2 separate regions of the Homo sapiens genome follow, and region 2 is linked to region 1. A link is a contact called in ENCODE Hi-C or POLR2A ChIA-PET data. All regions are on one chromosome and are shown on one strand. The core of a region is the stretch at or near the end of the contact, and the rest is flanking DNA. Distances in the headings are between cores, read along the strand shown.

Evidence for each region. A loop is a pair of places that touch in the nucleus more often than their neighbours do. ChIA-PET counts read pairs that join two places held with the same protein, here RNA polymerase II (POLR2A). Pooled maps may share reads with other maps.
Region 2: a pooled map of gastrocnemius medialis shows a loop between it and region 1 (2.1-fold over the local background). The contact joins two enhancer-like sites. A Hi-C loop is called at or near these places in 1 of 168 maps with a recorded cell type or tissue (mesothelial cell of epicardium) and 2 of 50 pooled maps. POLR2A ChIA-PET finds 5 or more read pairs at or near these places in 3 of 52 experiments (Panc1 and activated T-cell).

The regions. Positions count from the first base shown.
Region 1 is chr2:28,161,254-28,166,426 of GRCh38, reverse strand. All of the region lies in intron 7 of BABAM2 (BRISC and BRCA1 A complex member 2), which reads right to left. The region is part of intron 1 of LOC100505736 (a long non-coding RNA gene); the gene reads left to right. Among named protein-coding and RNA genes, the nearest start is that of BABAM2-AS2, 150 kb to the left of the region's middle. Within about 2 kb of position 2,011, at least 10 of the 41 ENCODE cell types and tissues checked have a DNase peak (open chromatin) inside an H3K27ac peak, as active enhancers do.
Region 2 is chr2:27,975,733-27,980,701 of GRCh38, reverse strand. All of the region lies in intron 3 of BABAM2 (BRISC and BRCA1 A complex member 2), which reads right to left. Among named protein-coding and RNA genes, the nearest start is that of MIR4263, 18 kb to the left of the region's middle. Within about 2 kb of position 2,666, at least 7 of the 41 ENCODE cell types and tissues checked have a DNase peak (open chromatin) inside an H3K27ac peak, as active enhancers do.

The DNA of each region.
Region 1 (5,173 bases), core at 762-3,261:
TCCTGTGGTATTCACTATTTTGGTTGATAGGATAACTCGCTAGAGTAGTTTTTGGTCACTCAACCTTATTATCATGACCTAGACCTCTGCAGCTCCTACTCTCCTACTGCAGCATCTCCTACTTCAAGTTACTCTTCTCTCCAAGCCAGCATCCTCCATGGACTCTAGTTATCTTTACAAAACTTAAACCTTGGTGTATTCACCTCCTAGGGCTGCCATAACAAAGTACTACAGACTGGGTGGCCTCAACACAGAAATTGATTTTTCTCACAACTGTAGAGGCTGGAAGTCTAAGGAGTCAGCAGGGCTGGATTCTCTTGAGGCCTGCTTGGTTTGTAGATGGTTGTCTTCTCCCTGCGTCTTCCCTCTGTGTGTATGTGTGTCCTAATTTCCTCTTATTATAAGGACATTGGTCATATTGGGTTAGGGCCCATTCTGATGACCTCATTCTAATCTAATTACCTCTTAAAGGCCTTATCTCCAAAAACAGTTATATTCTGAGGTACTAGGGGGTTAAGGCTTCAACATATGAATTTTGAGCAAACACAATTTACTTCCAAAGCATTTTCTCTGCTTAAAAGCCTTCAGTGTAGCCGGGCACAGCGGCTCATGCCTGTAATCACAGCATTATGGGAGGCTGAGGTGGGTGGATCACTTTGAGGCCAGGAGTTCAAGACCATCCTGGCCAACATGGTGAAACCCCATCTCTACTAAAGATACAAAAATTAACTGGGTGTGGTGGCACATGCCTGTAATCCCAGCTACTCAGGAGGCTGAGGCAGGAGAATCCCTTGAACCCAGGAAGCGGAGGTTGCAGTGACACAATATCATACCACTGCACTCCAGCCTGGGTGACAGAGCAAGGCTCTGTCTCAAAAAAAAAAAAAAAAAAAAAAAGCAAGGAAAAAAAAAAAAAGCTTCAGTGCCCCTTCCCCCACCATTTTCTCTAAGACATACTCCAGATTTTTAAACTTGGCATGCAAAATGACCTTAACAACTTGGCTACCCAACTTAGTTTTCCAGCTTCACCTCTTGCATCTGCTGTTTTTGCATTCAGATATCAAGCTCCCCGAACCAACCATACTTTATACCTCCTCACCTCTGTATGTGCTGTCCTCTCTCTGTAGAATCCTCTCACATGTCCAGTAATCTGTAAAGTTATTTTTGATGCCTGAGGCAGAGCCAATTACACCCTTCACATTCCTCAAAGAAACTTGAACACCCTACTATTATAGTATGTATCACCCTGAATTGCAATTAATTCTTTACGTCTTTCTCCCGCAGTACACTGGCAATTCCTTGAAGGCAAAGACGATGTCTGTTTTTGCTTATCACTGATTCCTCTGCACCCAGAACCGTACCTGGGACACAGTAGGAGCTAAACAAATATTTCTTGAATGAAGGAAATGAAAAAATAAGTGAAAACATGAACAAACCAATAAAAGGGGAAAGGGTTTCTCTTTTGATACCTAGTACAGTGGTATGGTACTCACCAAACTTAAGAATGTACTTAATAAATGATTGCTGAATAAAATCCTGACTGAAGCATACGGGAAAATCTGAAACCATGAAGGGATCTGGAGTTATTTACTTTAAGAAAAGTTATGGAAGCTGATTATCTTTGGGGTAAAAAGGAAATGGATTTTTAAAAGCCTATAAACTTCAGGGAAGAAGCGCCAAGATACATGTGACAAGGCAATCTGAGCTCCACTCAGATCCAAGAACAAAGGGTTCCTGGTTTAAGCTATGGAAGTATCTGTTCCAGAAAGCAGCTGGGCAGAATTTCCTCACACGAATAGCTCTTAATGTATGGGAAAAAGAAAAGAGCAAAACAAAACAAGCAAAGGCAGCAAAAGGGAATAATTAGTGTAAACAGTTTAGTTTTTTTTTTAATGCATTGGACAAACTCCAAGAAGGAAAAAAAAAATGTTGTGGGATAAACATCTGTTCACTCGGAACATGACAGAGCCCTTGACAGGCTCTGCGGCCTGTGTGTGTCCTTATGTGCCCGAGGTTTATATTTATGCTTCCACTGCTCAGACAGCCCACAGAGTGGCCCAGAAAGAGAGACCTATTCCAGGCCAGGACGCACTCCTCTAACTCCACGTGGGGGTGTAGGGGCAACTCTCATTCGGTTGTGTTTGACACAACAAAAAACACACTGAAGGGAAGAAGAGCAAATACCAATTGCACATGTGGAACTGCTCTACTCCACCTGCACTGGGTTCCATCAACACTGTATTTTATTGACTGCACGGAATGCACAGAAGTGACCAGACACCACACGTTTATGGGGATTAGCACTGTCTTTCCATCCCTATGATCCTTGGTATCAAGATGTTAAGTGCAACAAGTTGTAGGAGTCTGTTTTCTTGTGCCAGATGTGCCTTTTGCAATCAGTCACTGAGTCTAGGAGTTTCTAAGAAGAGAACTCCATGAGAAAATTCATCTTCAGTTTTCAGTACCACCTGATAGTTTCTAAGAGGTGCATAGCAGTGGGCCTAGAGATGAAGCCAGATGGAAATGATCTAGCAATGTGCAATGGGCAGTGCCCTGAGGAAAACACCCACAAGGGGTGGATGGCCTCAATTCTCATCTCCATGACGATAGATCACATTACCTTAGAGCCTTGGGCCACGTGAGTCCAATTCTGAGGCCTCTGACCCAGCTCCATCAGCCCAGCCGATCTTACACAAGTCTCACCCTTAGGAGTACATTGTGTTAAGATGGGGACAGATTGCCTCACCCTTACCTTTCTTTCTGGCTGGGTTCACAACTTCTCTTGCTCTATCATCCGATTTACTCCATTTTCTCTTCCTAAGGCCCATGGCTCTCAGTTTTTCATTATTCTTATGGCATTCATGTCTAACTCTGGCATTCTATTAGATATCTGGCAGGGGTGACTGCCTTTTGCTTTTCTCCTAGACCTTTGTCCCCAGCACCATGTGTACATTTTCTGTGACCTGCCTCAAGACAAGAAAAATGTTCTTTTTCTCCCCTTAGGCATAAAGCTCTCTGGGTCTCTAAAGTCTCCCTGATAGCCAGCTACTGACTTACTCCACATAACACAAGAGGTCACATTTAACAGAATTATTCTGAGAGTGGCCAGTTGGGGCTGTTAAGAAAACTAATTCTCAAGCTGATCCTGGCCCACCTGCTGACTTGGCTGGAAGAAGCGCTGGCACCCAGAGCTTCACACTCAGAAGAAGGTCATGGGGGAAGCAGGGTGGCTGCCGGCTGGGAGGCATCTGAGGAGAGTGAGGATTTCACTAGGCTGGCCACAAAAGATGACACCACCGTCTTTTTTCGGGGGGCACCTCATTCTATCTGTCTACACACAGATATGCCTACACCCACAATAAAAATGTTTATAAATAAAAATATTTGGTACTAGTTTTGATTTTCTACAGAATTGGGACTAAAAAACCAATTTATTCTTACACTTGTGGATTAAATGGTAACTCCACAGTTTAATTTTATCTGAAAGGGGGAAAAAAACTGACATCTAGCAGTTAAACATGTCTTTGTCACTAGAGGCCTATGACACAAATCTCGATGATATTTTATGAGAACATGTATAGCTTTTCTCCACTTGTGGCTATAATTGCTGTTGGAGAAGCCCCAACATGTAAAGGTTGATGCTTCTGAATGTGCTGAAAGATGCTGGAACTAAACCATGCAGTGACAGCTATCAAAATGTCACCAATGCAGTGTCATATTCAGTCAAGATGCTTAAAAATTCAAATGTTCAACTAACACTGCTCTAGTGTGCGAGGAAGAGCATTACCTGGCTGGTTGGTAGGGAAATGAAATGAGATTATGTGCATAACAGCACTTAGGAAGAAGCCCGGTGCAGGGTTGGCTGAGCTAGGAAGAGCTATCATTCGCTGGGCACTGACTCCATAGAGTAGTGTATGCCAGACAGTAGTCTCATTACACATGTTTTAATTCAATTAATCCTCAAAACTGTGAAGTGGATACTATCCTCATGCCTGGGTAAAAGGTGACAAAAAGGAGGCTAAGAGAATACCCAGCTACTTAGTATTGGAGGCTGGATTCACATCCAGGTCTGTCTGACTTTGGAGTCTCTACTTTAACCGTTACTTAAGTTCTGGTTTCTCAAAGCATCCTGAAGAGAGCCATGTACATTTCAGGTGCCCTTTGTCTTTACTGTCCCGGTGTGAGGTATGCGCTGCAGGGCCTAGCAATGTACTCTCTTTACGTGGGCCTAAACACCCACTGGTATTTTTAAAAAGACAAAATACGGTATTTCAAGTTTCTAAATAATTTTTATTTAAACAATTACAACTCCTTGCCACTTGCTCATTAATTGAAAAGGTTTCATTTGAAATCACTAGTATTTATTCTAGGAATTAGTAGTTAGTTTGAAGAGAAGGTTGCAGTAGCTAAAATTTAAATTTATACTAATTTAGGGCACAGGAAGCAGTATATAATATAGTGAATCATGTTTCAAATGGAAAGCAAACAAAAGAGTGTCCAAATGTTTCATCCTATATCTATCAGAGTCCATTTCTGGTGCTAAATAAAATAATTAAAGATCTCTGCCCTCAGTTTACCCCAAGTGCAAAATGAAAATAGTACCTCACTCAACAGATGAGTGATTAAATTAGCTGCAGCTGGGCCAGCTTGGCATTAAGTAACTGCTGTGCAAGACTTTTTGACCGCAAAAGAGCAAAGTGGAGGGGAACAAGAGCCAAAAAGGACACACCCACCCATTTGCGCTCCCTTTTGTATTAGGAATGCAGGGCCTCAGCATTGCCCAAGGGGTTTCAGGGTAAGATGCTGGACAGGTCTGATAGACAGTTCTGGCTAACCCTTGCTTGAAAAGGGGAAGAGTTTGGGTTCTAAGTAGCTCCAGAATAAAAGGAAGAAGGGTCTTTGAGACACTTTGGGAGTTTGAGCCAAACCAGAGACTCTGAAAATGGGGAAAGCAAACTGGAATTTCCTTGAAGGCCTATCTCTAATTTCTACTTTCTACCTACCCCCAACCCAACTCTTGCTCCCATCCCCATTCCCATTCCCTGGAGTCATCTGACTGGAAACTGGCTCAAGCTCTGAGTGAGTCACTGGTTGACCCCAGCACCTAGACTCCTGGAGCCCCCCAGGAACCCTAGGAGACACAGTGAAGCCCGTTGGTACAAGCAACTCAAAA
Region 2 (4,969 bases), core at 1,417-3,916, 190 kb after region 1:
TACTACATTACATGTAATAAAAACATTATATAAATATTTTTCAAAACAAAGAAGTAACTTAAAATAGCTTTCAGAATCTCACATAGTTATGTTCCAGAATTTCTCAGGCTCCTACCTTCAACCTCAGAGAACTGTGAAACACTTTGCCTCAATACTGTACAGCCTCTTTGAAATAAACTGTGGCATTGTTCTCTTGCTATGCAGAACAGTCAGTAAATCAGTCAAGAACATTTATTAAAAACCCACAACGCACAGATGTGCATACTGGACACCTGGGGAGTTATACAGGAAGTAGAAAACATAGTACCTGACCTCAAGGCAGAGACAGTAGAGAAAAGACCAACACAAATCATATAGAAGAGCAATAACATCACATTTCCTTTATTTCACCCTGGAGCAGATGATATGAACACAGAGTACAGATTACCTGGACACTGCTTACTCCAACTTTTCATAAAATGGAAGAGTATGCAGGAGAACAAAGAAATAAAAGCAGGATCAGAGGTGCTATAAGGCGAGGTTTAAAAAAAAGGAAGAAGTGTTACAACCACCTAACAACAAAATAAGAGTTTCAAGTCTTATTTTTCATTACTCCCTGAAACTTGCCAGGCTATAACAGTGGGAGCAATGGGGGCAGAAGTTCCTTCCTTTCAAAATGCACATCAACAGTGCTTTATAATATGACACATACATGAAATCACAGAAATGTTAAATACAAAGTAGATTTTATTTACACGCTTGTGCCTTAGCAGCTGACAATTTTTAGAAGGTATCAGCACCATCTCAGGAAGGCTCACTTACCAGATATGCAGAGTGGACCATATCTCCTACTCCCTAATTACAGAAGGAACACAGCCTGTCCACAGGATACTTGCCTTATTCCTCACCAGTGAAATATTATCATACTATTTTGTCTATCAGTTTCAATAACTGCCAGGAAAACATAGTTTCTAAGAAACAATTCAATACTAATACAACTAATACAATCACTAATCATTAGAGAAATACACATCAAAACCACGAGATACCATCTAACATCAGTCAGAATGGCTATTACTAAAAAGTCAAAAAATAACAAAATGCTGGTGAGGCTGCACAGAAAAGGAAATGCTTACACACTGTTGGTGGGAACATAAACTAGTTCAGCCACTGTGGAAAGCAGTTTGGAGATTTCTCAAAGAACTTAAAATAGAGCTACCATTCAACCCTGCAATCCCATTACTGTGTATATACCCAAAAGAATATAAATCATTCTATGAAAAAAACACATATACTCATATGTTCATTGCAGCACTATTCACAATAGCAAAGACTTGGAATCATCCTAGATGCCCATCAAGAGTGAATCTGATAAAGAAAATGTACATAGGCCAGGCGCAGTGGCTCACACCTGTAATCTCAGCACTTTGTGAGGCTGAGGCAGATGGATCACCTGAGGTGAGGAGTTCGAGACCAGCCTGGTTAACATGGCGAAACCACGTCTCTACTAAACAAAAAAATACAAAAATTGGCTGGGCATGGTGGCGCATGCCTGTAGTCTCAGCTACTTGGGAGGCTAAGGCAGGAGAATTGCTTGAATCCAGGGGGTGGAGGTTGCAGTGAGCCGAGATTGTGCCGCTGCACTCCAGCCTGGGCAACAGAGTAAGACTCCATCTCAAAAAAAAAAAAAGAAAAAAAGAAAATGTGGTACATATACACCATGGAATACTACACAGCCATAAAAAAGAATGAGATCATGTCCTTTGCAGCAATATGGATGTAGCTGGAGGCTATTATCCTACCAAACTAACCAGGAACAGAAAGCCAAATACCACATGTTCTCACTTGTAAGTGGAAGCTAAACATTGGAGTATACATGGACACAAAGAGGGGAATAATAGACACTGGGGCCTACTTGAGGGTGGAGGGTGAGAGGAGGGTGATGGTCAAAAACCTACCAATCGGGTACTTTGCTCACTATCTAGGTGACTAAATCTTTTGTACACCAAACCCCAGTGATATGCAATTTACCCACGTAACAAACCTGCACATGTAACCCCAGAACCTAAAATGAAACTTGAAAAAGAAAAAAAGAAAAAGGTAAATGACTGGTTTTCTGCCAATGATAGATTATTCTTATCAGTTGCTGCATTAAATGATTACTGACTGAAACTCCAAGTATGGAAGTGAGAGTCAGACAAGAACTTTGTGGAAACGCCAGTTTGAAGGAGATAGTCTCAACAAAAAGTAAGTTCAAGCAATAGAGTTTGTGTCCGTCCATTTTTGCATCACTATAAAGAACTAACCGAGGACTGGATAATTTATAAAAAGAGGTTTAATTGGCTCACAGTTCTGCAGGCTGTACAGGAAGCATGGTGCCAGCATCTGCTTCTGGCAAAGACCTCAGCAAGCTTACAATCATGGCAGGAGGTGAAGGGAGAGCAGGCACATCACAAGATGAGAGTGGCAGTGAGAGCAAGAGGAGGTGCCACGCTCTTTTAAACAACCAGATCTCACATGAAGTCAGAGCAAGAACTCTTTCATTATCACAAGGACAGCACCACACCATTCATGAGGGATCCACCCCCATGACCCAAACACTTCCCACTAGGCTCACCTCCAACACTGGAGGTCACATTTCAACATGATATTTGGAGGTGACACATATCCAAACCATTTCAGAGCTTTACGAAAAACTTTGAAGAGGTGACTCATTTCCAAGAGTTAGCTCTAACCCTTAGTGTGTCCTTACACTGAAATTTAATATCTCTCTGAAAATTCCATTTGCTGGTTCTGAGAACTTTATGGGACAAGTTTAATTTATCTGTAATATCACAGCCCTTCAATTATTTGAAGGCAGTTCTCGTGACCTATCTTTCAACCCCACTAGGAGTCACCTCTTAGACAGGCTTACTATCCCAGTCTCCTTCACTATTCCTCATCTGACTTGTTTCAATTTCCTTCATCATTTGGCTCTCTCCTCTCTGAATATGTACCAGTTTGTCTATAGCTCTCTTAGAGGATAACACCCAGATCTCAAGATAAGATTCTAGGTGTGTTCTAAAGAGCACAGAAACAAATACAAAAATCCATGCCTTAATTTATGTATTAAACTTCTATTGATAAATGGCATTGTAAGTTAAAATAGCTTTTTTGGCAGCCTCATCAGTAGTGACTCCTATTATGCTTCTTATTAACTAAAAGCCCTAACATTTTTATGTATTTACCACTGCTAAGCTACATATCCCTCTTCTTAACTGGGACAACTAAATTTTAGAATCCATTTTGAAATTTTAAATTTATCTGTATTATATTTCAGTATCGCTAGATTTACCTATTTAAAGTCCATCATGATATTCTTAGATTCTACTCCAATTTTGGGTTGGCACTCCTAACTTCAAATTATAAACATACTGGCTAGGCATCCTTCTGGAAACCTCCCTTTATGACAATTTATAAACAATAAACAATCTTGGGTGCAATAATTTAAACAATAATGTCTAACCAATAATAATATGAACTTAAACATTCATCACAAGTTTGTCAAGGAACTTGTCAACTGCCTCAGCAATGTAGGCTGTTGTGCCTACAAATGCAAGGATGCCACTAATTATTCCATTGCACAGCATTCTTTTCATCTTGAGTGGTAGAGTTTAATTTCCAATATCAAGGAAAAAGACTCTAAGGAATTACTACATCTGAGAGTTGGCATATTTACATGAATTAGGCTCTCAAACAAAATCTGTAGAACAAAGGATGGAAGTAGGGGGCAGAGGCTAAACTTAGGTCATTTAAATTTGCCTCCTCTTCTTAGAAGACTTCCTTCTGCCATATCCCTCTCCTAGACTTCGGACCACACCTAATCCTTCTTTGCACTTCTAATATCTGAAGCAGTGCTATGTAATAGAAATAATAATGCAAGCCACATACATAATTTTAAACTTACCAGTAGCCACATTCAAACAGTAAAAAGAAAAAAGGTGACATAAAAATTATAAACTATTTTTTAACTTTATACACAGTAAAATTCATCTTTTTCTGTACACCTATAAGAGTTGTATAACATGCAGAGATTTGTGTAAACATCACCAAAATTAGGATACAGAACAATTCTATCACTCTCCAATATGTCTTCATGCTATCCCTGTGTATTTAAATATTCCGACCATTCCTTATTCCTGGAAACCTCTGACCTGCTCTTGGCCCCTTCAGTTTTGCATTTTTCCAGAATGCCATATAAATGGAATCATGCAGTATGTAACCTTTTGAGACCAGCTTCTTCTTTCACTTAGCATAAGGCATTTGAGACTCAAATTGCTGCATGTATCAATAGCTTGCTCCTTTTTTATAGCCTACTAGTATATTCCATTGTACAGATGTACCATAGTTTGTATATCCATCTACCCAATGAAAGACATGTAGGTGATTTCCAGTTTGTGATGATTATGAATGATGCTGCTACAAACATATATGTACATGTTTTGCGTGAATGTACATTTATCATTTCTAGATAAATGTTTAAGACTGGATTGCTAGGTCATATGATGAAGTGTATCTTTAACCATAAAACAAACTGCCAACCTTTTTTCCTGAGTGACTATTACATTTAGCAAACCAACAACGCATGAGAGTTCCAGTTTCTACACATTCGTGCCAACATTTAATATGGTCAATTTTGTTATTATTGTCATTGATTTTAGTCATTCTAACAGGTACATCATGGCATCTCATAATGATTTTAATCTGCATTTTCCTAATGACTAATAAAGTTGAGCATCTTTTCATGTGTTTATTTGCTACCTGTATATATTCCTTGGTGGAGTATCTGTTCAGATCTGTTCCCCATTTTTTTTATTGTTGTTGGTTTTCTTAATGTTGACTTTTGAAAGCTACATATTCTTGAAATTTGTTCTCTGTTAGATACATGATTTGCAAATATTTTCTCTTACTGCTTCTTGTCCTCCTCTTCCTCTTAACAGTCTCTTCAGCA